2 separate regions of the Homo sapiens genome follow, and region 1 is linked to region 2. The links are chromatin loops, found by intact Hi-C in ENCODE. Cell type or tissue: heart right ventricle. All regions are shown on one strand. Each heading gives the region's core, and the rest is flanking DNA. Links, peaks and the distances in the headings are about the cores only.

Region 1 (17,128 bases), core at 5,572-13,571, 350 kb before region 2:
GTGCAGCGGTGTGATCATAGCTCACTGTAACTTGTAACTTCTGGACTCAAGCAATCCTCCCACCTCAGCCTTCCGAGTAGCTAGAACTACAGGTGTGTGCCCCTATGCCCAACTAATTTTTGAATTTTTTGTAGAGACGGGATCTCAATATGTTGCCTAGGCTGCTCTCAAACTGCTGGCTTCAAGCAATTCTCCTACCTCAGCTTCCCAAAGTCCTGGGATTACTATGCCTCGACTTTACCTATTTTTAAATTATTTGCCTTTTTATTATTGTATAAAATTTCTTAAACTGATGTTCCACAAATGTAGTATCTGGAGACCTGTGTGTTCTCAGTCAGGTTTGTTTAATGTGGCTCTTTTTTTCCTTCTTTCCTTCCTTCCTTCCTTTCTCTCTTTTCTTTTCTTCTCTTTTTTTCTTTTTTTTTTTTTTGACAGTGCCTTGTTCTGATGCCCAGTCTGGAGTGCAGTGGTGTGATCTTGGCTCACTGCAACCTCCACCCACTGGGTTCCAGCGATTCTTCCACCTCAGCCTCCTGAGTAGCTGGGATTACAGGTGAGTGCCACCATGCCCAGCTAATGTTTGTATTTTTAGTAGAGACAGGGTTTTGCCATGTTGGCCAGGCTGGTCTCCAATTCCTGACCTCAAGTGATCTGCCCCCATTGGCCTCCCAAGGTGCTGGGATTACAGGCGTGAGGCACTGCGCCCCCGGCCCTGTGGGACTTTCATTTTAATGGACATCTGCCTCTGGCAAAGATGGAGTAACAGGTATCTTCCTGCTTAAAACAACAACAGAGGGCAAAATATATCAAACAACAGTTTTCAGGACACTGGAAATAGGCAATAAAGGAGAGTGGTCTATGAGAGATGAGAAACAAATGAGGCGCCCTCTGATTGTCCCAGCTTTCCATGTGAAAGAGCTTCCAAGCTGTGGCGCAGCAGAAGGAACCTAAGCAAAGCTCAGAGATTTCCTGAATTGAGAAGGAGCTGAGTCTGGAGAGATCAGAAAGTATAATAAATTAGCGGTTTCTTTCTACAGGGTCAGAAAGTAAGTTAGCAGTTGTTAGGGCTGGGGTGGGGGCACAGAAGAGTGGAGAGTGACTTGTAATGGGTACCAGGTTTCTTTCTGGGGTGATAAATGTTCTAAAATTAGACTGTGGTGATAGTTACAGAACTGTGTGAATATACTAAAAACTATTGAAATTCATTAAGTTGTATATACTAAATATGTACAGCTTTTCGCATGTCAGTTATATCCCAATTAAGTAGTTTTTTTAAATCATTGAGTTGTACATTTTCTTTTCTGTGGGGGTGGGGCAGGGCAGGTCTCACTCTGTCACCCAGGTCGGAGTGCAGTGGCGCGATCTCAGCTTATTGAAGCCTCAACCTCCTGGGCTCAAGCAATCCTCCCACCTCATTTTTTTGGATTTTTTGTAGAAATGAGGTCTCATCCAGCCTGGCCAAAATGGTGAAACCCCATCTCTACTAAAAATACAAAAATTAGCCAGCCATGGTGGCAGGTGCCTGTAATCCCAGCTACTTGGGAGGCTGAGACAGGAGAATCACTTGAACCTGGGAGGCAGAGGTTGCAGTGAACCAAGACTGCGCCATGGCACTCCAGCCTGGGCAAGAAGAGCAAAACTCCATCTCAAAAAAAAAAAAAAAAGGTCTCATTACATTGCCCAGACTGGTCTCGAACTTCTGGGCTCAAGCAATTCACCTGTCTCAGCCCCGCAAAGTGCTAGGATTACAGGCACGAGCCACTGTGCCCAGCTGAGTTGTATATTTTCAATAGGTGACTTGTTTGGTATGTAAAGTGTATATTAATAAAGTTGTTTTAAAAATTAAAAGTGAAATAAAGACATGTTCAGACATGTGAAAGGGGAAATAATTCACAACAAGCAGACCCCAATATAAGAAATGTTTAAAGTAAGTCCTTAAGGCGGAAGTAAAAAGAAGGAACAGAGATAAAGATGATGTCTTATTTTTCATTGGAAACAATACAAGCAAGAAGACAGCAGAGTAACATTTTTAATTTCTTTTAAAAAATTGTCAACAAAGAATTCTATATCTAGAAAAAATATCTTTTAGAAATAAAGAGTAGAAGAAATGGTAGCTACATGGTTAAAAAATACGATTTTAAAAAAATTATTTAAAACTGGCTGGGTGCAGTGGCTCATGCCTGTAATCCCAGCACATTCGGAGGCCAAGGCGGGCAGATCACTTGAGGTCAGGAGTTCAGGACCAGCCTGGCCAACATGGCGAAACCCCGTCTCTACTAAAAATACAAAAATTAGCCAGGTGTGGTGGCGGGCGCCTGTAATCCCAGCTATTAGGGAGGCTGAAGCAGGAGAATCGCTTGAACCCGGGAGGTGGAGGTTTCAGTGAGCCGAGATAGCACCACTGCACTCCAGCCTGGGCAACAGAGAAAGATTCCGTCTCAAAAAAAAAAAAAAAAAAAGGAAAGAAGAAAATTATTTAATACTTTTAAAAAGATAGTTGACTATTTAAACAAAAATAATAAGAATGTATTTCAGGGTTTATAACATTTGGAAAAGTAAATGCATGGTTATAATAGTATAAAGGTCAGGAGGAGACAAATGGAAGCACATTATTGCAAGGTTCTTATACTATGCATGAAATGGTATAATATCACTTGAAGGTAGATTTGGGTAAGCTAAAGATAAATAGTATGAATCCTAAAGCAACCACCGAAATAACAAAACAAAGAGTTATAGCTAATAAACCAGCAAAGGAGATAAATGGAATTGTGAAAATACTCAATTAATCTAAAGCAGAAAAAGAGAAAAAATTGAACAAAGAACAGATGGGACAAATAGAAAATAAACAATGGAGCCAGGTGTGGTGACTCAAGCCTGTAATCCCAGCACTTTGGGAGGCCAAGGTGGGCGGATCATTTGCGGTCAGGAGTTTGAGACCAGCCTGGCCAACATGGTGAAACCCTGTCTCTACTAAAAATAAAAAAATTAGCCTAGTGTGGTTGCACGCACCTGTAATCTCAGCTACTCTGGAGGCTGAGGCAGAAGAATCTCTTGAACCTGGGAGGCAGAGGTTGCAGTGGGCCAAGACTGCGCCACTGCACTCCAGCCTGGGTGACAGAGTGAGACTCTGTCTCAAAAAAATTAAAAAATAAATAAATAAACAGCAAAGTGATAGACTCAAATCCAACCACATCAATAATCACATTAAATCTAAATGGCCTAAACACTTCATTTTAAAGGCAGAGACTATTAGATGGATTTTTTTTTAAAGTAAGACTCAATTATTTGCTATCTACAAGAAATGAACTTTAAATATAAAATCTTTAAAAGGATAGGAAGAATATACTATGCTAACATTAGTCAAAAGAAGATTGGAGTTGCTGTATTAACACCAGACAAAGTTGATTTCAGACCAGTCTGGGCAATATGGTGAAAGCCTGTCTCTACAAAGAATACAAAAAATTAGCCAGGTGTGGTGGTGCAGGCCTATAGTCCCAGCTACTTGGGAGGCTGAGATGGGAGGATCACCTGAGCCCAGGAGGCAGAGGTTGCAGTGAGCCGTGGTCATGCCACTGCACTCCAGCCTAGGTGACAGAGTGAGACCCTGTCTCAAAAAACAAAAATGAAATGAAACAATAACAACAAGAGTTGTTTTCAGAGCAAAGAATATTACCAGAGATAAAGAAGGACATTTCATAATGATTAGAGGTCATTTCATCAAGAGGATGTAATAATCCTATGTTTATGCACTTTAACCACCAAACAGAAGGAAAAGCTTCCACTCCCTGAAAAATGGAAACAAAACACAAAAATTATACTTAAATCTCTACTGCTAACCTCTACTGCTATTTCACACACAGGGTACAGAATACAAATTTTGTGTGACATATGAAGAAGTAGAAAACTATGACTCATAATCACAAGACAACAAGACCATCAGGTGATCTAGTTATGAGAATCAGCAGACAAAGGCTTTAAAACAACAATTATAAGTATGCTGAAAATTTTAAAGGAAAAAAAAACACACAATAGGTAAAGAGATAAGGTATTTCAAAAGAAATGGAAATTCAAGAACGAACTAAAGGGAAATTACAAAATTGAAAAATACAGTGTATGAAGACTTACTGGATGAGCTTAACAGCAAATTAGACACTGCAGAAGAAAAAAATAAGTGAATTGAATATAAGCTAATAAAAATTATCTAAATTGAAGTGGAGAGAGGAAAAAATGGTTGAAAAAAATGAACAGAGCATTAGCAAATTGTGGGATAATAGTAAGCAGTCTAACATACATGCAATTAGAGTTCCATAAGGAAAAAAACAATAAGGCAGAAAAATATTTAAAGAAACAGTGGCTTAAAAGTTGATGAAAAATAACAATCCACAGGTCCAAAAAGTTCAACTAACCCCAAGCAGGATAAACTTTTTAAAAATCATACTTGGGGCCAGGCGCAGTGGCTTATGCCTGTAATCCCAGCACTTTGGGAGACCAAGGCAGGCAGCTCATTTGAGGTCAGGAATTCAAAACCAGCCTGGACAATTTGGTGAAACCCAGTCTCTACTAAAAATATAAAATTAGCCAGAGCTGGACGTGGTGGCTCACACCTGTAATCCCAGCACTTTGGGAGGCTGAAGTGGGCAGATCACCTGAGGTCAGGAGTTTGAGACTAGCATGGCCAACATGGTGAAACCCTGTCTCTACTAAAAATACAAAAATTAACCAGGAGTGGTGGTGGGTGCCTGTAATCTCAGTTACTGGGGAGGCTAAGGCAGGAGAATCATTTGAACCCAGGAGGCAGAGGTTTCAGTGAGCCGAAATCACACCATTGCACTCCAGCCTGGGCGACTGAGTGAGACTCTGTCTCAAAAAAAAAAAAAACGAAAAAAGAAAAAAAATCACACTTGGTACATCAGAGTAAAATTGCTGAAAACCAAAACTAAAGAGAAAATCTTAAAAGCAGCCATAGGGGGAAAAGACACATTACATGCAGGGGGTAAAATATAAATGTGAGAGTTATTTCTCATCAGAGATCATTAAGCCAAAAATCCATTAACTGGTAAATAAACAAAATGTGCTGTATTCATACAATGAAATACTACTCAGCAATAAAAAGAAAAAAAAACTACTATAGCTATACCGAAATGAACCTTAAAAACATAATTCAAAGGCCAGGCGCAGTGGCTCATGCCTGTAATCCCAGCACTTTGGGAGGCTGAGGTGGGCAGATCATGAGGTCAGGAGATCAAGACCATCCTGGCTAACAAGGTGAAACCCCGTCTGTACTGAAGATACAAAAAATTAGCTGGGCATGGTGGCGGGCGCCTGTAGTACCAGCTACTCAGGAGGCTGAGGCAGGAGAATGGCGTGAACCCGGGAGGCAGAGCTTGCAGTGAGCCCAGATCACACCACTGCACTCCAGCCTAGGCGACAGAGCGAGACTCTGTCTCAAAAAAAAAAAAAAAAAAAAAAAAATTCTAAGTGAAAAGAGCCAGATGCAAAAGACCATAAATTAGATTATTTCATTTATATTAAATATCTAGAAAAGAAAAATCTATAGAGATAGAAAGCACATTAGTGGTTGCCTGTGGCTGAGGGTGAGATTGATTACAAATGGGTAGGAAGAATTGCTTTGGGATGTTATAAATGTTCTAAAACTAGGCTGTGGTAATAGTTACACGACTCTTTAAATTTACTAAAAATCATTGAATCATACCTTTACCATGGGTGAATTTTAGGCTATGTTAATTATACCTTAATAAAGCTATTAAAAAGGTGCTGAGACAGAAGCCACCAGTTTGGAAAGGATAAGAGAAAAACATGTAACAGAAAAAGGGCAATTGGCCACACTATAGAATTATTATATATCCAAGAGAAAATAACCAACAATATAATTGGAAAAAGATTAGGAAATAGGAATAGAAGGCAATTCTAATCTGAACAAACTTATGAAAAGATGCTCAATCCTATTAATAGTTGGTGAAATACAAATTAAAATCATGATAATCTACAATTTCACATCCATCTGGTTGTCCAAAAAAAGGGTCTGACAATACCAGTGTTAGGATGAATATGGTAAAGTTAAAGTGTCCAGGCTCTGCGGCCATCAGTTTCACTCCTGGGTAGACTACTGGAGAAACACAAATGTACACAATAAGATCTTTACAAGAATTTCCATAGCAGCACGGTTTGTAATCGCAAAAAAATTAGAAACAATAAAATAAATAGGCCAGGTGCAATGGCTCATGCCTGTAATCCCAGCACTTTGGGAGGCTGAAGCAGGCAGATCACAAGGTCAGGAGTTCTAACCAGCCTGGCCAACAAGGTGAAATCCCATCTCTACTAAATATACAAAAATTAGCCAGGCGTGGTGGTGGGCACCTGTAATCCCAGCTACTTGGGAGGCTGAGGCAGGAGAATCGCTTGAAACCGGAAGGCAGGGTTGCAGTGAGCCGAGATTACGCCATTGCACTCCAGCCTGGGCAACAGAGTGAAATTCTATCTCAAAGAAAAATAAAATAAAATAAATAAATTAGAATGTAGTTGTACAATGGAATATTATACAGCAGTGAAAATGAGTAAACTAAAGCTATATGCATTAACATGGATGAACTTTACAAATTTGTTGAGTCAAAAAAGAAAATTGTAGAAGAATATACACAGCATGATGTTATTCATATAGTTAAAATGCAATGCATATAGAGTGTATAATATAGTAAAAAAAAAACATATGCATGGGAATAATTAACTCCAAGTTCAGAATAACGTTTCCTCTGGGGGGAGAGAAAGGAATGCAATAGAGGAGGAGCTTAAACTATATTTGTAATGCTTTATTTCTTTTTTTTTTTTTTTGAGACGGAGTCTCGCTCTGTCGCCCAGGCTGGATGGAGTGCAGTGGCACGATCTCAGCTCACGGCAAGCTCCACCTCCCAGGTTCATGGCATTCTCCTGCCTCAGCCTCTGGAGTAGCTGGGACTACAGGTGCCTGCCACAACGCCTGGTTAATTTTTTGTATTTTTAGTAGAGATGGGGTTTCACCGTGTTAGCCAGGATGGTCTCGATCTCCTGACCTCATGATCTGCCCGCCTTGGCCTCCCAAAGTGCTGGGATTATAGGCATGAGCCACCGCACCCGGCCGTAATGCTTTATTTCTTAAACTCAGGGCATTTACAGATGTGATGGTTAAATTTTATGTGTCAACTTGTCTGGGCCAAAAGATGCCCAGATATTTGGTAAAATATTATTCTGGATGTTTCTGTGAGGGTGTTTTTGGTTGAGATTAACATTTAAATCAGTAGAATGAGTAAAGCAAATTGCCCTCTCTAATATAGGTGGGCCTTATCCAATCAGTTGATGGCCTAAATAGAACGAGAAAGGCTGACTCTCCCCTAAGTAAAAGCGAATTCCTCTTGCCTAACTGCCTTCAAACTGGGACATTGGCTTTTTCCTGCCTTCAGACTTGAACTGAAACACTGGTTCTTCCTGGGTCTTGAACTTGCTGGCTTTTGGATGGGAACTACATCATCAGCCCTCCTGTTTCTAAGGCCTTCAGACTTTGGACTGGAACTAACATGCTATAGACTCTCCTAGGTCTCCAGCTTGCTGACTCACCCTGCAGATCTTGGGACTTGTCAGTTTCTACAATTGCATGAGCCAATTCCTTATAATAAATCTCTTTCTCTCTCCCTCTCTCTATTTCTCCCTCTCCCTCCCGCCTCTCTTTCCCCCTCCATCCCCTCCCTGTCTATCTATAGTGTACATTCTATTGATTCTGCTTTTCTGGAGAACCCTGACTAATGGAACAGATATGTTTGTTATATTATTCTGTATACCTTTTGCAGGCCTAAAATAGTTCATAATAAATTTTAAAATAAATAATGAATGAATAGACGTTAAAATGTCAGATGCTATAGAGGGCAAGTAAAATGAGAACTGGAATATGTACATTAGATTAGCTATTAAGAGGCCCATGATTGCCTTTGTAGGAGTGTTCAGAGTGGAGGCCTAATGGTGATGGGTTGTAGAGTGATAGGGGGTCTACACACAATTCATGGAGTTTAACAACAAAGTGAAAAAGAGCTCTGGGTCTAGAGTAGGGTGCAAAGGAGAGAAAGGGTTGTGTTGTTGTTGTTGTTGTTGTTGTTGTTGTTTGAGACAGGGTCTCACTCTGTTGCCCAGGCTGGAGTGCAGTGCAGTAGTGCAGTCTCGACTCACTGCAACCTCCGCCTCCTGGGCTCAGGTGATCCTCCCACCTCAGCCTCCCGGATAGCTGGAACCACAGACATGAACTAATTATTTTGTATTTCTTATAGAGATGGGGTTTTGTCACCTTGCCAAGGCTGGTCTCGAACTACTGGATGCAAGCAATCTGCCCGTCTTGGCTTCCCAAAGTGCTGGGATTACAGGGTCAAGCCACCATGCCCAGACAGAGAAAAGAGTTTTAATAATGGAAACACTTCTCTGTGCTGTGGGGCTTCCATACTAATTCTGTTGGAATTATCAGAGTCCTGGTCCTCCTTTGGTCGCTATGACTATTCCAGTAGAGATTCTGGAAGACTTGAACTTCGTCTCTGTGGGTACAAAGTGATTTTTTTTTTTTTTTATGTTTCACTCTTGTCACCTAGGCTGGAGTGAAGTGGCACGATCTCGGCTCACTGCAACCTCTGTCTCCCGGGTTCAAGCAATTCTCCTGCCTCAGCCTCCCAGGTAACTGGGATTACAAGCACCCACCACCACACCCGACTAATTTTTGTACTTTTAGTAGAGCCGGGATTTCGCCATGTTGGCCAGGCTGGTCTCGAACTCCTGACCTCAGATGATCCACCCACCTAGGCCTCCCAAAGTGCTGGGATTACAGTCGTGAGCCACCACACCTGGTCTTAGTAAAGATTTTTCAAAGAGCACAGTGCTACTGTCTCTCATGGAAAGAAAAGTATTAAACCCATGATGATTACATCTTAGTCTAAGGGGAATATTAAACCCACAATAAATTAAGCTAAAACTTCACAAAGACTCTGCAAGGCGTTGGGGCAGGACAGGGGGTGGGTAAGGAAGGGGTTGATTGTAACTGGAAAATCTTGGGCTACTTGTGGATGGTGTTTTTTTTCTTTTCTTTTCTTTTCTTTTTCTTTCTTTCTTACTTTTTTTTTTCCTCCTAAAGGTTGAGCTTGGCTAAAGGAGTGTTGCTAATGGTTTCCCAATTTAGTTTCAAGGGGATTGGCAGCAGGGTTTTCCAGGCCACAAAGGCTGAAGGGGGACATACTATTAGTCTGTCTCACTCCTCCCAGAAACTCAGTCTGGGTTTACTGTAATTTCATCTTAGTCTCGTCAAAGGCACTCCAGATGAGGAGATTCTGAGCTGGGGTATTTCTTCCTACCCCTCCCAGACAGATTGCAAGGTTTTTCCAATACTGCATTCTCCCTGGGGCTCTCCCTGGTTGGCGTGGAGAGAAAAGCGCCAGCAGGGGTCAGCAGTGTCCCACATCTGGCCGGGAGCTGCTTGCCACATGTGCTGTTTCTTCTGGCACGGCACTGTCAGAGATACTGGGGAAATTGGCGAGCACCGTTCCATTGAGGCGTTAGCATCATTATGAGCATCGCAGGCTCAAGATTCCTCTCCCTGAAAGTGGGGTGGGCTGGATGAGTGGAGGGTGTGTTCTTTATAAGCACTATGTGGGGTGTGGGTGTAGAATCCAGACATCAGCAATGCCAACTCACCATCTGGTTTTCTATCGGGAGGTTTTTATGTGTATTGGCGTGAGCAATATATTGTGTCGGTCTGGGTGTCAGAGGACGCGTGTCAGAGTTGCCTTGTTGAAATTTTCCCAGGGACCTGGGATTTCTGGATTCACCCGGTATCCAGGCTCTCCCAGAGCGGCACTTTAGCTGGCCAAGGCCTGGAGCAGAGTGTGTGCAGCGCTCCCACGGCCGCCTGCCCGGGCCTGCCCCCGACACATGCTTAGTGGAATTCTCCCGTGGCAGCCCAGAGTCTCCGGAACGAAGGTCTCCACAGCCAAAGCCACGCAAGAGGCTCTCCTGCTCTCATTTCCAGACGCACCCTCATCCTTGGCCTCTCCCTGCCTCAGTTCTCTTTGACTCCTCCGGTCCTTGTTGCTGCTCAGCTCCAGGGCACCCCCACCTCCCAGGACAAGTCCCCTGACTTTACAGCTTACAGGCCCAGAATAACAGATGGCCAGAGGCATCCCATTCAAGACTCCCCGCCTCCTTCCTAGCTCCTCAGTCTCTCCCACCCCAATGTGGTGGTGCCCAGGGAGGGGGTCAGGAAACCACAGAGGGCCTGTGGGAGGCGTACAGCTGGGGACAAGCGTGGGCTGGAAGAGGAGCCCAGTCTGTAGCTGAGACTCCCAGGGCCTCATGACCTTCCAGGCAGCCTCCACCGCTGCTATGACAGGCAGATGCCCGACTTTCCACCTGCTTTCTGACCTGGCTTTGGCAAGGCCTGAGCACCTGGCCTGCTTTCCCAGGAGTACAGTTACAGCAGCTGATCTAGGGAACAGGTGTGGGCTCCGTGTCACAGCTGCTGCTGAGCACATCTGTACCCACAGTGAGGAGGCTGCAGCTGCAGCAGGGCCTGTCAGTCACTCATACTCTCCCCGGAGTTGGGCTGGGGGCACTGAAAGGGCCAGGGGTGGAGAGAATCTGAGATAAGCATTCACAGAGCACCTTGCTCCTAGAGATCCCAAAGTGTGACCCCTGACAAGGTTTTCCCACAGTCAGCCTCACTGGCACCAGCAGCGTGGGAATTAGGGCTGGATTCTCCCCTTCTGCCTTGCTTCCCAGCCCTTGGGCCACAGTCAGCTCCTCCTCCTTCCTGGCTAGCTCAGCTCAGCTTTTGCAGGATGGAACTCTGAATCCTGGCTTCCAGTGGCTCTCCCAGAAAACTAGGAGGGAAGTGCTTGGAAGAATGGCTCTTTATTCATGCAAATGATTTCTTGCCATTTAAGAGCCTCAAACCACAAAATCAATTAAAGAGAAAAGGGGAAGATTTGGGGGTCTGTGCCAGCCACTGGATGCAATGCTTTACCTCCATCATCTTATCAAATCTTCCCAGCAACCCTACTGCATAGCTATTATCAAGATCATTTCTGTTTCCCAGAGGAGAATTCAAGGTTACACAGTTAGGATGCAGTGAATCTGGGATTTGATTGCCGTCCTGACTCCAAAGCTTGCACTCTGACCACTGGGCCACACTGCCTCAAATCTCCCATTCTCTGTTAAATCCAACATCTGAGCCCCATTCTTTCTCCCTTGCAGGGAATCACCTGCCTACCTCCACCTCATCCATTTCTCACCACAGCTGGATTCACCTCTACAGCCTTTACCTCCAGTCGTATTTGGCAATTCATCCTTTTCCAGCTCCTATCATCCTCCCCTACCCTCACCAAAGTGGACATCGCAGCCTCTAAATCTGAACGGAGCTGACACCTAGCACCCACCCTCTCACCAGCTACCTCTGGGTTCCCCCACCCGGTATTCCCTTCCTCACATCCAAGCCTGTTCCCCTCAGGCCCTGTCATGGCCTGAAATAGTCTTTGCCCCTGTCTACCACTCTCCAGGGTCCCTCTTGACACCTACTTCTGCTTTCCCCTCTCAAGACACCTTTTCTTGGCATTTTAAGACTATTTACTGACTATTTATTGATATAGGAAAATGCTTACAGAATGTATTAGGAGTATCTTACACTTTTTTAATAATTATGTATGTAATACATGAATAGATTCTCCTTGTAAAAAACAAACTCAAACACACAGAAAAAGTTAATGACTCCCTTGATGACTGCCAGTTTGAAGTGTTTTTCCAGACCTTAAAAAAATATACTTTCATACAAGCATATGTACATATAGAAAGATATACTTTAATGGGGCATCTTTCATCATAAATTGGATCATAATGTGCAAATTGTTTCACAACTTTTATTCTCTGTTTGTTTTCAGACAGGGTCTCACTTTGTTGCCCAGGCTGGAGTGCAATGGCACAATCATGGCTCACTGCGCCCTCCACCTCCCAGGCTCAAGCCATCCTCCTATCTCAGCCTCCTGAGTAGTTGAGACAACAGGCATGTGCCACCATGTCTGGCTAATATTTTAATAAAATTTTTTGTAGAGACAGGTTCTCCATATGTTGCCCAGGCTTTGATTCTTCTAATGCTCGGTATTAAGACTCTATGACTGTGTATTATACATAGAGTTTACATGTGAGTAAGTTCTGGGTGGAGAGACACTATTCCTTGCTAGGGCCTTAAGAGTCTGGCTGCAGCTCTGCTATCACATGGGCAAAACCAGCTACATAATTTACAAGATCCAGTGCAAAATAAAAATGTGACATTTCTTGTTAAAAATCATTGTGAATTTCAAGATGGCAACAACAAAGCATTAAACCAAGCAGGGGGCCTTTCTAAGCTTGAGCCCCCGTGTGACTGCACAGGTCATATGCCCATGAAGCTGGCTCTGCAGAGACTAGCTGACCGTTGGACTGGCTGTGTCCTGGATTCTTTTAGTTAATGCATTCCGTGTTCTGACAATGGACATTCCTGTCTCAGCCTCCACATTGGATCTGGTCCCCTGATTCTGCACCCAACATTCCTCAGCCACATTCCCTGCTCCAAAGCCAGAGCTCTATGTATTCCAGCACAAGCAAAGTCCCAGGGTCCATGCCTGCCAGTCAGCATTGCTCTGGAGGCACCCACAAAGATGGCAAAGATGGGGGGTGAAGGGGGTATTGGACAATGATATTCCTGTGCCTCGAGTGGAAAGTCTCTCAGGAGATAAGAGAGGACTGAAGTACCAACCAAGAAACCCGGGTTTCATTCCCAGCTCTGCCACTAAATTTACTGTGTCCTTAATTGGCAAGTTGCTTAACATCTTGGCACTGTTATCTCTTTATCTGTTAAAGGAGAGAGTTTGATTAGATTGTCTTTAAGACCATTCCCACTTCCAGCTCTAAAAGTCTGTATTTAAGTGACTCTAAGAGACTGTAATAATAATAGATAACATTTGTTGACCATTACCTTATGCCATTTACATGTTGATTTAATGCTCATAACAACCGTATGAGGCAGGCACTGTTATTCCCATTTTACAGTTGAGAAAATTGAGACTCAGTTTAAAACATGCATGGGGAACAAGGTAGCTTTTTGGGGTGGTGGAAATGTTCTAAAACTTGGTTCTGGTCATGGCTGCAGAACTCTGTAGATTTAGAGTTGTATATTTCGAGTGGGTGAATTTTATAATATGTAAATTGTACCTCAATAAAGCTGTTGAAAAGAAATAAAGAAATGTGCTGAACTAGTACATGATCAAGCTCTCCACACTGCTATGGAGACTATCAAGACTCCTTTCCTCTGCATATATGTAGTATTTGAAAACATGGACTCAGGAGCCAGACTCCTTCAGTTCAAATCCTACCTCTATCACTTACTAGCTGAGACCCAGACAAGACACTTGACCTCAATTTCTTTACCTGTAAAGTGGAGATAAAAAGTGGTACAGATTTCATAGGGTTGTTGTGGAGATTAAATGGGTTAATATATGTTAAATGCTTAGCATAGCAGTTGGCACACAGCAAATGCTATATAAGTAGGGACTATTATTATCTTCCATACCACAGGATTGCCACAGCCAGAACCAGGCTTCTTAAAGGGGCAGGTTTTCTCCCTGCAAACCCAACCCCTATTCTCCTGGGCCCCTTAAAGAAACACCTCCTCTTCAAAGGCCATCTTTGGAAAAACACCACGATGGCTTTCAGTACATCTCACTTCCTGGTAACAGAGAGAGAGTGAGAAACAGCATCTTCCCGATAAGGCAGTGACTCGCTCACTCTCGTAAAACATTCATTACTCTGACAGCTTTTCCCCATGGACTCTTTCTCCCAGGTCCCTGTAAGCTCCAACAGTCAACACAGAGGGCCCTTCTTAAAGGGGGCCCAGGGCCAGTCATGAGGCCCGAGTGGCCAAGGATGGAGATGCCTGTTTTGCCCATGTCCAACCCCATTCCACTAGCCTAGGAAACCCCTCACTGGTTAATGAATCAAGCTAGAAAGGACAAGGATTTTTAGTGGCCAGTCAGATTTCTATCACTGAAAAATGGGTTTTCAAGCACTGAGCCCATAACCACAGTGAATTTGACTGGGGTGGGGAGGTGGGGCGGGGTTGGGAATATGAGCTGATGCTTTCTGTTTGATAATCCCACTTCTGCTTATATGTGAGCAGCACTGCAGAAACCATTTTCTCCTCCATGATCTCACTGAATACTCACCATGCCCTTGGTAGGTGGGTATTCTTGTCCTCTGGGTGTCAACACTCCCTTTTACTGATGAGCAAACTGAGGTGATGCACTTCAGCCAGCATCAGAACCAAGGCATGGAGTCAGGTCTTCTGAAGCTGGGCCCAGTGTTTTTCCACTGTGCTTCAGAGGAGGAAGTCAGAAGCTGCCTCGGACTCCTCCTTAGAAGCTCCAGTGACGCTTATTAAGTGCTCAAGAAAATAAAGCAATGTGCTATCTTCATATTCCTGCCAAGGACCTTACAAACTGCTCTGGGAGCCCCAAACAAGACAGTCCGAAGGATAAAGACAGTCTCCCTGTGGGCCACGTGGAACGCAGGAGCTGTGAGTGTGTTCAAATCCTCAAAGTCCCATGTCAGATAACCCAAGAAACAAATTAGCATTGGTCCACAGACCTCAAGGCGGCAGGAAAACAGGCAAAGCCCCCAAAGAAATCAGGCTGGGGCTGAAAATGTCACTTGCCATACTTCCTGGGGTTCCCAAAACTCTCATCTCGTCGGAGGCCGGATCTGATACTCTATGGGAGTGACAGCAAGCTTCTGGGCTGATTTTTTAAAACTTATTTGTCAGGTTGACATTAATCCTTTCGCTACCCATCTTGTCCCAAAGCAGGATTGGCTCTAAGCTGTGGAGGAGGGGAACAGAGGGGCTGTTGGGTTTTAAGGAGCCTCAGTGAGGCCAGCAGGTCCTGGAGGCCACCTTCTCGGTGGGGAGTGGGGGTACAGGTGACTATGCCAAGGGTCTCCTGCAGTGAACCTGAATCTCCCTCCTTCCATCACTCACAAATCATTTCACGCCCCAGCACCTCTCCCACTCTCTCCATCCTCCCCTCCCCACAGCGAGGTCCTTGCCTTTACCTCTTATTGATTTTCATATTTAAGGAAAATCCATTTGCTAGACTCAGAGCAACTGAGTCATCACTGTGTTCAGACAAAAACTACTCACAAAGTAGGCATTTGGCAGAGGCCACTTCTGGGATGGGCGGGACCCTGTTTCTTACCCAAACAGTGCTCTGTCCAGAGTCTCTTCTGGCTTCTCCTCCCTGCCGCTCTGTCCTATCCACTTTCTCTTTCAGTAGCTTTCATATCCTCTGCCTGTCACCCCAACCAGACTGGCCCCTTTACTCCTTCCTCCCTCAACCTGTCCATATGCTATTATGTTTGCCTACACATACAGGTTCACTGTTGGAAATCTGTGAGTGGGACATTTTTCTGAATTTTTATTTTAGATTCAGGGGGTACATATGCAGGCTTGTTACCTGGGTATATTGTGTGATGCTGAGGCTTGGGGTACAAATGATCCCGTCACCCATATTGATTGGGACATTAGGAGCAGGGTGAGGGAGAACTTGTATGAGCAGCCACTCATAAGTGGGAGAGAAATATTGATCCTGTGTACTGATAGAAGAGATCTAACCCTTACGAAATTATAGCTTTGGCTTTCTTTTCCATTCTGGGTAGCACCCAAGGAATGACATCATCCCAGCATTACCAATGTGGATGGGGGCTATGCATCCAGCCTCACAATGGGTCAAGGAGTCATTTCACCTTCTGATAGTCATTTGCATACCTACTGTGTGGTCCTTGGTCCCTGGGGTCCCACCTTTTGAGCTCTCAAGAAAGGACAGTGCTTCTTCTTAAAGGACTAGGCTCCCCTTTGCAGGACTGGGAAGAGCACAAAAGGATTCTAGCTAGCACATCATTGAATGCCAAACTGGGCGCAGAGTTACATCTCCAAGAGTTAGATCTCCAAGAGTTAGATCTCCAAGAGTTAGTTACTCCAAGATCAAAGTAACAGCTAATGTTCACTGAGCATTTACTATGTGCCAAGCACTATTCTAAGTGTGTCACCTATAGTATCGCATTTAATCCTCCCAACACTCTTAGGAGATAGGAACCATTATTATCCCATTTTACAGATAAAGAAACTGAGGTAGCTAGAGGTTAAAGAGTTCAGTAAGTTCCCATGGCTAAAAAATCATTGATCCAGGATTTGAACTCATGCAGTCTGCCTTAAGAGCCCACACTTCTAGTCTTTATACAGAGGGTAAGGGTGTCACTCTGCAGTCCACCCCCTTATCCCGCGCCAAAAGGCAGTTCACTCCCTTCATGGACAAAAATCATACAACAAATCTTTTTCCCTGATCAGTTGGGAACTTCTTGAATGTCACTGCTTGTCCATTGTCTGGTGTCTCATCTCTCCAAATTCAAAGCCACTGTGGCCTTACTGACTGTGTGGGGCGTTCAGGGAGGACTCAAGGGCTCTCATCCTGACTCTGCTCACACTGATTTTGCTGGCAAAGAGCTGTGAGACCTCCCAGGGAGTAGGCAGTTTTGCTTTCTATCCATCAGTCCTCCAACTTGCAACCCCATGGCCCTGGGAATAGATCAGTCCTCTTATTTGTTGGCAGGAGCAGGGGAATCTGCTGGGTCCTTGGCCACAGCTACTCCCTTTCCAAAGCCTGCTTCAAAGCTCAGGTCATCTGGCTTCCTTCTGCCTTCTTCCTGCAGACCCTGGAAGTCCCCAAGCCAGGAGGCAGGGGGCTTGCACTGCTTCTGCAGTAGGTTCTGGCTGAGGGCCTTCCTCCCATTCACTCTCCTCAGGTCCTGTCATTTCCTCTCTCCTCTTCTTCCCCCTCCTCCCACTCCCAAGTCCCTGGAAGAAGGAGGAGGGGCATCGGCTGTCTGGAAGGTGGGGAGAAGTCACTTATTTTACTGAGCACCTACTATTTGCGGGGCACTTGCGGGGCCTCCCCCTCCTCTAAGACAGCTCAGACAGCATGACAGTTCAGTGGGGTGGAGAAAGAAAGGAGGTGGGTGCCCGGGGTCAGAA
Region 2 (15,662 bases), core at 1,561-9,560:
ATTGACCTTTTTTTGGATCTTCCTTGCCAGCTCTGTGGCACTCTGTAAGCTGCTCCAGCATGGCATCAATGCAGATGACAAACGGCTACAGGATATCCGTGTGAAGGGAGAGGAGATCTACAGCATGGATGAGGGCATCCGCACCCGCTCTAAGTCAGCCAAAAGTGGGTGCTGCTGCGATTCTTCCAATCCTCTCCCTATACGAAGGGGCTAAGGATACCTGGGTGAAGGGAAGGAATGCACTGTGGTGTATATTTTTAAAACAATTGTTGGTGATGGGTTTGATAAAGAAGAAGCAGGAAACTTAGGTAAAAGGGATCAGAACATACGGTTTCTTCCTGTTGTGGAAAATGGACAAAAATAGGCCGGGCATGGTGGCTCACGCCTGTAATCCCAGCACTTGGTGGGAGGCCAGAGCGGATGGATCACTTGAAGTCAGGAGTTTGAGACTAGCCTGACCAACATGGTGAAATCCCGTCTTTACTAAAAATACAAAAATTAGCCAGGCATGGTGGTGGGCGCCTGTAATCCCAGCTACTTGGGAGGCTGAGGCAGGAGAATCGCTTGAACCTGGGAGGCAGAGGTTGCGGTGAGCAAAGATCGTGCCACTGCATTCCAGCCTGGACAACAAAATGAGACTCCGTCTCAAAAAAAAAAAAAAAAAAAAAATGCAGGCGTGGTGGCTCACACCTGTAATCCCAGCACTTTGGGAGGCCGAGGTGGGTGGATCGCCTGAGGCCGGGAGTTCGAGACCAGCCTGACCAACATAGAGAAACCCCGTCTCTACCAAAAATACAAAGTTAGCCAGGCATGGTGGCGCATGCCTGTAATCCCAGCTACTCGGGAGGCTGAGGCAGGAGAATCGCTTGAACCCGGGAGGTGGAGGTTGCAGTGAGCCAAGATCACGCCATTGCACTCCAGCCTGGGCAATAAGAGCAAAACTCTGTCTGAAGAAAAAAAAAAGACAAAAATAGTCTCAGGCACCAAGCATCCCAGCTTCCAGCTTCATTCAGAAGCGTGGGCACAGATAGTCAGCATGTCTTTGTTACTGAGTTGCCTTTGGCCTGTAACTCCAATGATTTGCAGGTAGGGAGTATAGAGCTGCTATCTTTAATGTAGATTTATAATTACCTCCGCTGTCTCTCAAATTCTAAGTCATTGGGACTGGAGTACTGGCTCTATACAGTTCCTTGGTTTCAGAGCTTTATTACTAACAAGACTGTATCTCCTTTAATCCCTGAACTCTCATCTCTCCCAGCTTCTGAACTGTTACAATACCAAACAATAAAGTTATTTAACTTTAAGTCACTCTTTGGAGACTGGATATAGTCAGGTACAGTGAAAGTCTGAGGGGTGGTGAACTCTGGTGAGTGGCACTGAGGAGAGGACAGGGGTACTTCCAGAAGTAAGCTCAGTGACACTCTGACTTGAAACCTTTTTCTTCCTTCCCAGACCCAGAACGCTGGACAAACATTCCTTTGCTGGTCAAGATCCTAAAGCTGATCATCAACGAGCTCTCCAACGTCATGGAGGCTAATGCCGCTCGCCAGGCCACTCCTGCAGAGTGGAGTCAAGGTGCACCAGGCCCTTACTCCCAGGAGACTTTTAGCCTGGCAGATCAAGTTACAAATTGTCAAATTATCAACTTGGTTTGTTGAGTCACTAATTGAAAAAAAAAGTTGATGGAATGGCTGCTCTGTGGCTGGCACCATGCTAGGCACTAGGCATGTAGAGCTGCTTCTCCAGTCTGCCATATGAAATCTCACAGAGGCTGGGGTGGGAGGCAGCCAGGAGGCAAGCTAACATAGCCCTTCTTTGGTTTGATTCTTCTTAAGAGCCTGTCAACACTTATATCTCCAGGTTCTTTCATTGAGACTAACCAGGAGGGTTTGGCCATTTCTGATTCTCTTTCACTGGGGACTACAAGCCACATTGCAGAAGCCTTTGGGGCCCTTCTATTCTGGCCTATTTGGATTTGGGGAGGGAAAATGCATGAATGTGCTCTAGCTCTAGCTGCTTTTCATCTCCAAGTAGATGACTCCAATGATATGTGGGAGGACCAGGAGGAGGAAGAGGAGGAGGAGGAGGATGGTTTAGCTGGCCAACTTTTATCTGACATTCTTGCTACAAGTAAATATGGTAAGCTGTTTGATAAGAGGACAGCCATGGTAAATACCTTTTCTTTGCACACTGATCCCAACAGTGGGGTACCCAAGAAAGGGGAGAGGTGGGCCCACAGGGACATTTCTTGGGCTTTTGCACCTTCCGCCTCAGTCATGTGGTAGTATATCACCACTCAGGGCCTGATCATGGGCCTTTGTCCTGACCCGCCCTGTGTTGGCTATGTCTAACAGAGGAGGATTACTACGAGGATGATGAGGAAGATGACCCTGATGCCCTGAAGGATCCTCTCTATCAGATTGATCTGCAGGTGAGGGTGTCCAGAGATATCTTGCAAATGACAATGTCCCAGGCCATGGAAACAGGAATATGGGCTCAAATCCATTTATAGCCAGGCATGGTGGCTCATGCCTGTAATCCCAACACTTTGGGAGGTCAAGGCGGGAGGATTGCTTAAGCCCAGGAGTTCAAGACCAGTCTGAGCAATGCAGGGACACCCTGTCTCTACAAATAATTTAAAAATTATCTGGGCATAGTGGCACACCCCCGTGGTCCCAGCTACTCGGGAGGCTGAGGTGGGAGGATCGCTTGAGGCCAAGAGGTCAAGGCTGCAGTGAGCTGTGATCATACCACTGCACTCGAGCCTGGGCGACAAAGCAAGACCCTGTGTTCAAAAAAAAAAAAAAATCCATTTATAATTTAACATGGGAGCCTCATGGGAAAGAGTTCCTGTCTTGTTGAGTGGTCCAGGGTTTTGGGTGGGCTGGAACTTTGCACTTGATGTGTTGTAATTCATCTTCTAGAGGCTATGTTGTGAAGGTCCTTGGGGTGATACAGCCTTGGAAAAATGTTGTTTCCCTGTGGATTACCTAAACTAGATCCAAGAACATGAAAGACCATCCCTCAGGGAGCTGGCATTTGTCTAAAAACCAGCATTCCCTGTGCCATTTGATTGTGGTTCTTGCTCCACTGCAAATGGGTGACTTGCAATGTCTCACTAATGCCACTCTTGCTCTTTCCTCCAGGCATATCTCACAGATTTCCTCTGCCAGTTTGCTCAGCAGCCCTGCTACATAATGTTTTCAGGCCACCTTAATGACAATGAGAGGCGAGTTCTACAGACCATCGGCATCTAAAAAGGGGAGCCTTTCTACATTTGCTCCTTCTGGGCCAGCCGCAAACCATTTTGCAGCCCTCACTGGCCTTGAGATGCACTTTCTTCTCAACCTAAAGTGGCATCTTGACCCTTGGCCCTTGGCCTCGGCAGTGACACTGATGACAATTCAGACCAGGCTCACCGGTGCCGTCACTTAGGAATGCTGGAACAAAGGACATTTCTCAAAGTTCCCCTGAAGACATGCCATCTCTAGAACCTTTTTTCTCCCCGACTCTACCCCCACCTCTGTTCCTAGAGCCCTCTGCTGGCGAGTCCAGAAACATTATTGCCCAGAAGGATTATGTGTTTATGGATTATTTTGCCCCGCCTCAGGAGCGCAGGAAGTCACTACCATTTATATTCTAAAACAGACCTATCTATGTTCATAGGACTTCTGATGTGTTCAGATAGGAATCCTCATGAGAGATCATTATGCTTTGTGCCCTGGACCACTGCTGCTCTGGGTTCTCAGGAGGAACAGGCAAGAGCAGCTTCATTCTAAGCCTTTCCAGTGACCTCAGCCTTGCTTCTCTTCTACAACACTAAGGCTCCTCTGTCAGAGGAGGTCGTCTTGTTTTTGCTTCATTGCATGACATAACCCTTCCCCTCAAGCTGTTCCTATATATACATGCACACACAAAATAAGCCAGACAGATGGCAATTTGATCTTCCTTTTTTAGAAAAAAAAAAAAAAATGGGGAAAAGGGATTTTTTTTAAATCCACCTGACCCAACTATATTTAATATGCCTCTCCCACACATTACCACAGAGTCTGATATTCAAAGGTTATCCCCTTTCCCTCAGGAAGCCTCTAAAGTGCTTAAGTTGTAGCCCTCAAATTTGCAACATGTATTTTTCTAGGACAGTAAAGTAATCTTTACAAATGAATTTAGTTGCATGGTATAAGGTGTCTCAGCACCTGTTTGCCTTCTATTCCCTTTAGAAGGTAAGTAAAAGTAATGGGGGAAAGGATTAGGTGGAGCCTGTCTAAACATTCTAGTGTGTCTTGGCAAACATAGCCTGAAATGATTCTTAAAGAACTGGCATTGTTTAATCAAATATTTTTAAGGGAGATTCCTTAATTGGGAAGTTTAGTCTGTTTGGGGTTCAAAGAGTAAATGAGGATTAGAAAATCATGGAGAGAGGCTGGGCGCGGTGGCTAACGCCTGTAATCCTAGCACTTTGGGAGGCTGAGATGGGCGGATCACTTGAGATCAGGAGTTTGAGGCTAGCCTGGCCAACACAGTGAAACCTGCATTTCTACTAAAAATACAAAAATTAGCTGGGCATGGTGGTGCATGCCTGTAATCCCAGTTAACTTGAGATGCTGAGGCAGGAGAATCGCTTGAACTTGGGAAGCAGAGGTTGCAGTGAACCGATATCACACCGTTGCATTCCAAGGCAAGACTCAATCACACACACACACACACACACACACAAATCATGGGGAGAAAGATGAAACCTGTGTTCCCCTTTTTTTGGTAGTGCCCACATCTGGTGCCCCATTTTTAATAACCACAGGATATTTCTTTAGATTGATATTCTCACAAAGAAGAAATAGAATATAGGCTGGGCGTGGTGTGTCACACCTGTAATCCCAGCACTTACGGAGGCCGAAGCCAGCGGATCACCAGAGGTCAGGAGTTCGAGACCAGCCTGACCAACATGATGAAACCCTGTCTCTACTAAAAATACAAAAATTAGCCAGGCATGGTGGCATGCACTTGTAATCCCAGCTACTCGGGAGGCTGAGACAGGAGAATCGCTTGAACCTGGGAGGCAGAGGTTGCAGTAAGCCAAGATCGCACCATTGCACTACAGCCTGGGCAACAAGAGGAGCGAAACTCTGTCTCAAAAAAAAAAAAGAGAAAGAATATAAAGTGAATCTGAATCTCCACTCAAGGGGATGGCCCCAAGGATATTGTAGCTGGTAATTTCTTCATGCCACTAGGTGTCCCCAGTGTTCAACCTCCATGACTGAGATTGGAAGAAGTAGAGTTAAAAGTTTTTACTACCTTTGAGAAGCCTGCGGGCATGTTCACAGTCGTCCCATGCCAGCCAGGTTCTGAGGCTAACTGCTTGTGCCCCTGCTGCTTCACATGGCATTGTGGGAGTTGCTGATACTGGGGAAATGATGGCAGATCTGACCAAGTGGTGCTGAGAAAACCACCCTCGGCCTTGCAGACTCCATAGTTTATCTCAAGGCAGTGCCAGTCGGATTTGGTGCTAAAGGCATAAGGCCAAGTCAGCCTCTGATATTGGCACAAAAGAATGGTCTCATGCCAGTAGCATTGAACTGCTGAGCTTGGGAAGGCTTAAGGCTCCCACACACAGACTGAGAATGATGGGGGTCCCTCTGCGTCTGCTAATTAGACAAACATTCTATATCTAGTGCCAAAAGTGGTCCTAAATCCTTTGGCAAGGGTCCTTTCTGCTCTCATGCTGATTTGGGGGAGGACTGGGCATCCTGCCTCAGGAGAACTTGAGTCCTGAGGAAAGGGCCCTAGTAACACTTAAGGGCTACCCCTGGCTAACAGATACTCGGCTGTGGGTGAGAGCAGAAGGTCTTGGACCCCTCGATGTGCAGGTACTTAATTGTGTTTCCAGTGCATTTTCATATACATTATCCCATTTAACCTTTATAACAGGTTCACAGAGTGGATATTCCCATTCTGTTGATGAGAAAAAGAGTGGAGAGACTGTGTCCAGTGTCAGCAGGAAGAAAAAAGATCTGTTGGAGGCCAGTACATGTTGACAGAAACTCTAGACCATATTTTGTCTCCTGTCTTTGGCCAAAGAGAACTAGCTTCAGTCTGAAAAGGGCAGGGCTAAGTGGTTACAAGGAACTAAAAAGTTCAAGGTAAGACAAATGAGGTAAAAATAAAAAAGAGCACTTAGCTGCTCTGAGACATTTTAGTCTCCTGACTGGTAAACAGCAGCTGGGGCACCAAGGGGCTCCCAGGAGTTTGTCGAGCTTTTATTGGAGTGAACTGAAAGGAAAATGGAAGGAATGCTATAAGACTGAAAAGAAGTTAAAGCCCTAGGAAGGAAGCTGATAACACAAGTTACAGACGTATATGTGACATTGATTTGGGAGAATGAACCTACAACAAATGACCCAAAAGCACCTAAATAAGAGTGACGAGAGTTTAACAGACATTCATTATGGACTTCAGAGAAAATGATGCTAAACTGGTCTTAGAATCTTCTTTAATTTTGTTAACTAGGTAAATAATCTGGACATTTTAGTCAAAGCATTAGACAGACAGAGAAGTTGGTAACTGACCACTAACTAACAAACTATAAATTCACCCATTGTGGGTTGACCTGGTAAGTTCCCCCAGGGCTGTGTCCTTGGCCCCTCCTTTGATATTAGTGACAGATGACTTTTTTTATGCCTTACCCATTCCACAAAAGAATTTGAAGCCATTTACACAAGAGATAGTACTAGTAAATTAGGAGTGCTGATCAAATTTTTAGATAATAAGAAACCCTTAGGAAGGATGACAATTTAGAATCCAAATTTAGGATCCAAACAAATACCATTACAAACTATAAAAATGAGCAGAATCTAAATGTAACATTTCAATAAATGCAGATTGATAATAACATCTGTGCAGAGTTGAGGACTATAGAGTACTGTGCTGTCACTAACAGTATTGTGTGCTACTAAGAGTTTAATGGCTGGGTGTGGTGGCTCACACCTGTAATCCCAACACTTTGGGAGGCCTAGGTGGGTAAATCAGCTGAGATCAGGAGTTCGAGACCAGCCTGGCCAATGTGGTGAAACCCCGCCTCTACTAAAAATAAAAAAATTAGCTGGGCATGGTGGCACGTGCCTGTAATCCCAGCTACTCGGGAGGCTGAGGCGGGAGAATCACTTGAACCTGGGAGACAGAGGTTGCAGTGAGTCGAGATCACACCATTGCACTCCAGCCTGGGCAACAGAGCAAGATTCTGTCTCAAAAAATAAAGTTTATTATGCCAGGAGGGCCAGGTGTGGTGCCACACCCATGTAATCCCAGCACTTTAGGAGGCTGAGGAGGGCAGATCACTTAAGCCCAAGAGTTTGAGACCAGTCTGGGCAATGTGGCAATACCTTGTCTCTTAAAATTTAAAATAAAAAAAAAGTTTATTATGCCAGGAACTGTTAATGTGTCCAAAAAAACTCCAGTGTGGTTCTAGGATGAGATAATAAAAACAGGTTGTCTAGGGTAGTGTGGAAGGTCCTTTCAGTCTTCCTGTGCCTATCAGTGATCCTCATTGCCATGTTCCCTTCTGGTGCTCAACCGGAGGCTCCCTGACAGATGAGTCCTCTGCCAGAGGAAGGCTAAGATGTAGAGGACAAATCGTGTCAAGGAAAAGAAGCTTGAAGGAGCTAAGAATGCTTAGCTTAGAGAAGACAAGAGGAAACAGGACATGGCTTTGGGAAGTTCAAGGATGGTCCAGTGAAATACATACTATACTTTTGCACCCCAGCTAAGCTGACCCATGATCAGTAAGTAGGAAATAAAAGGCCAATTTCTGGCTACTCTTGCCCCCAACCCCATTTCAGTGAACTATGAACCTCTATTAGATATGCAAGGCCGGTGCTAAATGCTGGAGGGCTTTGGCCCTTTCCCTCAAGGAGCTAGTCTAGTAGGGGGTCAGAAATACAGATGGGCCTGAACATAATGATGGTTTGACTTCCAGTTTTTCAACTTTAGGATTGTGCAAAAGCTATACACATTCGGTAGAAACAGTACTTCAAGTATCCATACAATCAGTACAGTATTCAATAAATTACATGAGACATTCAACACTTTATTATAAAATAGGCTTTGTGTTAGATGAGTTTGCCCAACTGTAAGCTAATGTAAGTGATCTGAGTAGGTTTAAGGTAGCCTAGGTGTATTAAATGCATTTTTCACTTAACGGTATTTTCAACTTTTGTTGGGTTTATTGGGATGTAGCCCCATTATAAGCTGAAAAGCATCTGTAGTATAATAAATGTGGGGAGTGCTGTGAGAGAAATAAGTGTACTGGGTTTAGTTCCCACTGCCCAAAAAAGGAACTGGCTAATGGTAACCTGGGGGAGGAAGTCGGGTAAGTTGCATGGAGAAGGCAACCCTTGAACACTTGCAAGGAGCTAACAATACCTGCTTCTGGAGTATTTAAACGCCAGTGGGTATGCTAAATACTTTTACCTCAGACCACCTACTAACCTTACAAAGTAGTCCACTTTGCTCACCCAGTTTTACAGATTGATGAAACTGAAGCAGACAGATATTGTTAACCTATCAAAGGTCACCCTGCAAGTGTGTGATTATAGTCCAAGCAGCTTGTACTTGTTGCCTATTTGTTTTGCCTTTCCTGTGCATTTGCCAGGCAGATGAGAGTGGGGTAAGACATTGCAGAGAAAAAGTAAGAAAAGGCCGTCATGAAACAATTTCATTTTCAGACCTTATAAGCACGTTACAAGTACTGATATTTATGCTTAAGTTCACGGGAGTCCTGGCCAGAAATAAAGCTGGAAGGACAAGTGGGGGGCAGATTGTGAAGGATCCTTCAAGACCTGCTTCCTCTAGAGAATGGGAGACTACCCAAGATAACTAAACAGGGAAGTGATCAGGTTTTGTGTCTTAGAAAAGTGTTGCAGTGTTGATGCAAATGTGACTAGAAGGGTGACTTGGAACCTGGATTGAAGGGGTGGGAGATGGGAGAAAGGAATGCAGTCTGGCAGCAGCTACAGCAGTCCAGGTGGGAAAACCCAGAGCCTGAACTAAGGTTGTAACTAGAGGGGATAGGGTGGAAGAGCTGGATTAGAGATGTTGACAAGATAAAGTCAGTAGGACTTAAAGACTGACAAGTAAGGATTTTCCAAAAGTGAGAGCTGTGGAATGAATTGTCTTAAAATGTTGCAGTGAGTTCCTCCTCATCAATCCAAGTGCTCGATCAGAGGCTAGACCTTTAGTTAGCAGTCACGGGAAAATTCCCCATTCTCACGGGGATTTAGACTAGGTCTTAACCATACTTTACCAAGATTCCAGTAGCAAAGCACCCAAAAGTAATCGCAATAAAATTCCAATTTTTGTAGGCCGGGCATAGTGGCTCACACCTGTAATCCCAGCACTTTGGGAGGCCGAGGCAGGCGGACCACGACATCAAGAGTTCAAGAGCAGCCTGGCCAGCATGGTGAAACCCCGTCTCTACTAAAAATACAAAAAAATTAGCTGGGCATGGTGGCGCATGCCTATAATCCTAGCTACTCAGGCAGCTGAAGCAGGAGAATTGCTTGAACCCGGGAGGCAGAGGTTGCAGTGAGCCAAGATCATGCCACTACACTCCAGCCTGGGCGACAGAGCGACACTCTGCCTCAAAAAAAAAAAAAAACAAAAAAAAAAACAAGTTTTGTGAATTTAAGTTTCCCTAATGGATGGTACAGGTCAACATTTGCCATCTAATGACACTTACATTCCAGTTTTTTCCTTTTTTGAGTAACTGGGAAAAGGGTGGCATTACTGCTGGCTTCCTAAAATTGAAAAGTATACTAGGGTTTTTAAACCTGTGTAGAATACATGATATGGTAGCAAATGTGCTGTAGGAAGAAAAGCAATGAGGAACTACTGGCCTGACTAGGAGGCCTAGAAGTCCCTCCCAGGCTTGAGTTGTTCTGACTTGGCATGATTACATAGCTGCGGCAAGTGACGTTTCCTTCAAGCCTTGGTTCCCTCATCTGTAAAATAGGGAACTAATACCTACCTCACAGGATTGTAGTTAGAATTAAGGATGACTTCATTAAAGCACCTCTAGTGGTGGAAGATGTCCCATCCTATCCCCCACCCATAGCTGGGAGCTATGTTTGGCTCATTCTTCCTGACTCACTGGATTACACTGTGACTCAGTTCAATTTCACACATGCTGCTGCTAAATTAGGGTCTTGGTGAGCCTTTGGGAGGACAGCTCTGAGGAATGAATTGTAGCACTGCAGCCCTGCCTGAGGAACATGATAGAAACAGGTGGTAGGCCCAGCTCTTGCCTTCCACCTACTAAGCAGTTTTTCTGTGGTTAGCTGTGTGACATAAACTATCGGTGTATTAATTTGCTTTCACTAGATTCCCCCCCCCCCAACAACTTAGTCCAAGAACATACCTGAATTCTTTGCATTTCCTTGCCTTAGTTGCTTTTGTAGGGTGGACAGCAGGACTGCATGAGAATAGCTGTGCTTCTGGACCCTATGGTGAAAGCTCTAGTGAACTGCAATTAGGCCCAGGGTCCCGGAGGAAGAAGGGGAGAGAAAAAGGGGGGTAGTTTTCCAAAAGATAAGTAGGGGACAAAAAAGTCCACGGGGCCTATGAGCGGTGAGACTCCTGCCCTGATTGTGGCAAAGCACCTGGAGATGATAGAACTTCCTAGGGAAAAGGCTGCATGGAGTCCCCAGGGATGCTGGGCCCTGGTCACCAAGGCTCCCTGGGAAGGTCTCTTGTACCTGGGGCACACAGACCAACACTTCTGAATTTGCAAGCTTAAGAGCATGTATGAGCAGAACCTGTGCAGACCAAGGCTTAGAGGGCTCACCTCAATGTTTTGCACTGTGTGAGACCCCAGGACCTTTTCGTGATTCTGGAGAGGGGAACAAACCATAATAACAACAAACCAGGTAGCAGGATAGAGACTCATTCTCATCTATTTTGGTTAAAAGAAAATAAATGTATTTCTTCCACACCTGATTTTGTGATTGCAAATTCATAACTAATATCCCTCGTCAGCTCCGCTGACTCATCCCTGCCACAGGGAGGTTCACAGCAAGAGCACAGAAACTAGGGCCAGTGCCCGGTTGTGTGACCTTGAGTAAGTTCTTTTTCCCTTGAACAGGGAGAGAGACACAATGGATCAGAGTGTCTCTGCCAGTTCTAACTTGGGGATTCTAGTGGGTTGAACCGAACGGTAGTCCGTTTCCAAAAGAGGAAGCCAAGACCAGAGGGGGAGTGGTTCCTTCAAGTTTGCAGAACCAGTAAGTGGCAGAGCAGGACTCATATCTAGTTAGTGGTTCAGAGCATGGGCTCCGGAGCTAGACTGCCTGGATTTGAACCCTGGCTTTGCCACTTGCCTGTTGGGTGACTTTGGACAAGCTGCTTAAATTATGTCTCCATTTCCTAATCCACAGAACAAGTGTAATACTAGTTATCTGTTTCATGGAGTGATTGTGAGGATTAAATAAAGTTAATATAACACAAAGCACTTCGTAGTGCTGCCTCATAGTAAGTGTTAATGTTACCTATTATTAGTCTGATCCCAAGTCTAATGCAGTTGTCACCACCTAAACCTGCCTTTACAGAGCTGGCCTTTCTGAGAAACCCTGTGCCTCTGTAGATTCAACACTCCCATCTGTGCAGATGGCTAACAGCTAGGCTGAAAACAGAAACCTTAGGTTGGAAAGGGTCAGCTGGAGGGCTGAGGCCCATGGCCCCAAATCCTCCCCAGGAGAGAGAGTAGGTTCAGAAAGGAGAGAGCTATAAACAGAGCCTTCCTCCCTTGCCCTCAGATCCCAAAATAACACTTGTCTACCGCCATCCTGCCCAACTGGCAGAGTGGCAGGCTGAGTAAGGTGCCATTTAAAGATAACCTGGCCCTCACCATCTGCCCCACTGGCTGGGCTGGGCTCCTGAGGCCAGGCCTTGGCTGCCTGGGACTGCTGCTGCTCCCACAGCCACCCAGAGTGTGCCTGAGTAGGGGGCTGCTCACAGCTGCCATCCAAGCCAGCCTGGCTACACCCTCTTCTTTCCTGAGGCCCAGGCTGTCCTGGGCTCTCTACAAACAAGCAGAAGCCTGGCGTTCTGGGAGAGGCAATCCTACAAAGGCATTGGTAGAAAGTCCTTCTGGAGAAGAGTGCTCCATATATATATATATAAATGTATAGGATACTTGTGCAACTTTGTTACATGGAAGAGTACACCTTCTTACCAGTAGCTTGGCAGCAGTGAGGCTCATCCTCACTGTCCTTCACCCACCCTCCACTTGCTAGTCCCTCCCACCAAGAGGACAAACAGGAGACAGTCTTTCATTTACAGCAAGAAAGATTAAAGCTGGATGCCAAGAAAAGCATTCTGATTTAAGAGAGATGTTTGTTTATTCCGGGGCAGTGAGAGCCAAAAGACCTGGTTCCCCAACTAAGCCATGAGACTTGGCCAAGTCCTGGTGCTGTCCTAGGCCTTACTCTTCCTAGCTGTGGACTGCAAGGAGAATTAATGTGTCCAAGACCCTCCAGGAAGGATCTGACATTAAATCAGAGTAAAGAACTCAGGGTCCTATGGAGTGGGGGAATGTATAATTACCTGTCTGCAGGAGTTGGGTTGCCAGAGGCTGGGCAAGGAGGAATAGAAAAAAGGAGGGCAGAGTAATGTAGAGTGCATTCCTGGAGAGCACTGACTGACCAGAGGCAGGAATTAGGAAAGGAATGGAGTTTCCCTTATCTTGGAATGGTTCAACAAACCACTGGCCAGACAAAAGTGGAGGCAGGAGCCTCCACGGCCAAACAGCATGGGTGGGGTAGGACCAGGGTGGGATGGAGCCTCCAGGGCTCATGGCCCAGGAAAGTAAGGAAGGCCTCAGGAATGCCTGTGTTAGTCTGCTCTGATAGAGGAGCATGGAAGAGGTTGGGAGGAGCCCTGGGCTGGTCATTCAGCCCAGGAGTGAGGTGACTCAGCAGAGCACTCCTACCACAGCCCCTAGCCAAGCCCAAACTGGGTCACAGGCAGGGTCCCAGCCCTTCCCCTCCTCCTGCCTTTCCCCACTTCAGATATCCCTGGCTACCTTCTCACCACATGCAGAGGCCTGCTAGAGATAAGGGCTGGGCATCAAAGTTTCCCTGAATACATGCTTTTTATGCCAGGCATAGCACTGAACATTTTAGACTTGTTTTTTTGTTTGTTTGAGACGGAGTTTCGCTCTTGTTGCCCAGGCTGGAATGCAATGGCGATTCCCGGGTTCAAGCCTCCCGGGTTCAAGTGATTCTCCTGCCTCAGCCTCCCGAGCAGCTAGGATTACAGTCATGTGCCACCACACCCAGCTAATTTTGTATTTTTAGTAGAGACGGGGTTTCTACATGTTGATCAGGCTGGTCTCCAACTCCCGACCTCAGGTGATCTGCCTGCCTTGGCCTCCCAAAGTGTTGGGATTACAAGCGTGAGCCACCGTGCCTGGCCCTTTAGACTTGTTTAAAGAGAAGCAGGTGGTGAAGCTGAAGGGCCTGGGCTTTGAAGCCACAAAAGTCCAACTGCAAATCCCAGCAGTGTGAGCTGGGGGAATTGAAGTTCTTCCAACTTCAGTTTCCTCATCTGTACAATGGGATGAGCTCATCAGCAATGTTCGCTGCTGGTGGTATCATTACCATCATATTCCAGACACCCTGAGGAGAACCTCCTACTGGCAAAGCCTATGTTTTGTCTCATCTGATCACAAATTACTCTGCCTCCTCTTTTCCAGGAAAGCGTTTCTTTCCCTTGCTGGGGATTAAGAGACCAGCTTGGTGAGCGGGGGGTATTCCTGCCTGCCCTTACCTAGAGAAGGTGTAGTGAAGCCCTTCCAGGCCTGAAGATTTAGACAACTTCTTCCAGGGCCCCCAGTCCTCCCACCCAAGCCCCTCCTCACTCCTGGCCAATCTACAGACTCTTTCAAGACCCAGGTTCATTATGGCGACATAAGCTAGCCCCAGCTCTCCATCTCCGAGCTCCAGCATCCCTTGTCAAGGTAAGAAGTGCCAGTTCTCCCAGTGCAGCCAGTTCTCCCCTCTGGTTGGCCCACAGCCCCCTCTCTTCACTCTCTGTCCTAGTCTAGTCACCTCCCATCCCATGAACTGAAACACATTCTTAGAATTTTGCAATTAGAAAATCACTGATGATGTTGGTGCGTGCTAGGTGTCATTGCAAGCTGGAAGTGTCAACTAGGGGTATACACTTTGAGGAGGGCGTGTCAACTAGGGGTATACACTTTGAGGAAGGCTAGTTGGAGAAAAAAGCAGGAAAGTAGCTAGAGAGGGATGAGTTTTAGGAAGGATGTGGTTTGGTTTGGTTTGCTTTGCTTTGCTTTGCTTTAAATAGGAGAGACTTGAGATTTCCTAGGGAAAAGAAGCTGGTAAGGTGTGAGAAGCTAAAGACACTAAAGAGATGGGATAATGAAGAGACAAATCAGCAGGGGTCAAGGGTACACATGGGAGATTCAGCTCTGGGCAGGAAAGACAGTCCCTTATCTGAAGATGATTCAACCAACAATGACAACACTGATGGCTAGGGCTGGATGGCCACATTGAACACAGCCACGTGGTCCCTGCAGTCATGGAGCTTTTAGTGTAGGAAAGAGGAGATGGATGGCAATGGGCACACTGAGTAGGTGGTGCTGGATTCAGAGGCGTTTCTCTTTGTCCCTGCTGCTGCATTTATGACTGTGTCCTGCGTGAGGACATACTCTTGCCCATCAGGCTACCAGCAACTTTCTGGGGCAGGAGCCTATCCTCTCCTATTCCAGCTCTCTTGGGTAGGTGTGCCAGCACCCACAGGGGCCCAGGATGGGGTAGCTCCTCTTTCGGCTGTCCTTCCCTAACCTACTAAGATTCTACTGGGCCTTCCATGGACCTGTCCTGATTCTCTCACCCCAGAACACAAGAAATACTCACTGTCTACACTGTCTGCTGTTGCGGCTGGGGATCAACCCTGATTTAGATTTGGGTCTTCCTGATGCCTCTACCATTTACTGGCTGTATTACCTTGAACAAGTTCTTTAACCTCCATGAGTCCTAGTTTCTCAGTCTGTGAAATGCGATTGATAACACTGATGAACCTTGCTTAGTTCATGGAGTTGTGGAAAGATTCCAGTGAGGTAGATGTGGAAGCCCAGAAGTGTGTGAAAGGGTGTACATGGCAGGGGATTAAGGTAGGCTTTTGATGATCTCCCTGGCTTAATTTGCAGTTCCTCGGAGGGTACCTCATGTAGCATGGGGCATAGTCACTGGCACTCAGTATAAACCTGTGAAGACTGACCTCTCCCATCCTAAAACACTGTCTCCACCTGGAATTAACTGTTGCCCACCTGAAATTAACTGTTGCCCTCCCTATGCTCCGGTGGCTATTGCAGTACAGGCTTGCTCTGTGAAGGGCTTTCACTGTGAAGAGTGTTTAACTGGATGGGCCCCAGGTGGCCCCAGCAGCCTGCCTTCCCTGCTAGTGAGGCCATGGGCTGGTGCATGCCAGCTCTGTCCACTTGAAGGGGGAAGGGTCCATCGTAGGGAGCCAGTGCAGCTGGCAGGGTTCAGGCCTGTGGGCACCGCTGGGGACAAAGCCACTCTGAATGCCTCTCAATGAGTGCTTGTGTTCTGGGAATGGGGGCGGGGTGACATCCAGCCTCTTTCCCT

The links. A loop is a pair of places that touch in the nucleus more often than their neighbours do. Peaks named below come from ENCODE experiments on the same cell type or tissue, not always from the same donor. Only the 100,000 strongest peaks of a DNase experiment are listed, where the experiment ranks them.
Region 1: it touches region 2 in a loop (2.6-fold over the local background); 9 of 110 quality-filtered maps call a loop at or near these places.

The regions. Positions count from the first base shown.
Region 1 is chr1:201,521,473-201,538,600 of GRCh38, forward strand. CSRP1-AS1 (CSRP1 antisense RNA 1) reads left to right here. Exons shown (of 2, transcript NR_160747.1): 2 at 11,952-13,312. The region is part of intron 1 of LOC124904484 (a long non-coding RNA gene); the gene reads right to left. Among named protein-coding and RNA genes, the nearest start is that of NAV1, 9.1 kb to the right of the region's middle. In heart right ventricle, for the core only: a CTCF peak has its summit at 9,451 (motif pointing right); DNase peaks (open chromatin) are centred at 9,469, 9,959, 10,419 and 10,792; H3K27ac peaks cover 3,675 bases.
Region 2 is chr1:201,872,798-201,888,459 of GRCh38, forward strand. It overlaps IPO9 (importin 9), which reads left to right. Exons shown (of 24, transcript NM_018085.5): 20 at 31-164; 21 at 1,453-1,575; 22 at 2,035-2,139; 23 at 2,355-2,431; 24 at 3,147-11,494. The coding sequence ends at 3,257. Among named protein-coding and RNA genes, the nearest start is that of SHISA4, 8.3 kb to the right of the region's middle. RefSeq lists enhancers at 9,510-10,009, 11,110-11,179, 15,594-15,662. In heart right ventricle, for the core only: CTCF peaks have their summits at 3,541 (motif pointing left) and 5,227 (motif pointing right); a DNase peak (open chromatin) is centred at 5,374; H3K27ac peaks cover 2,583 bases.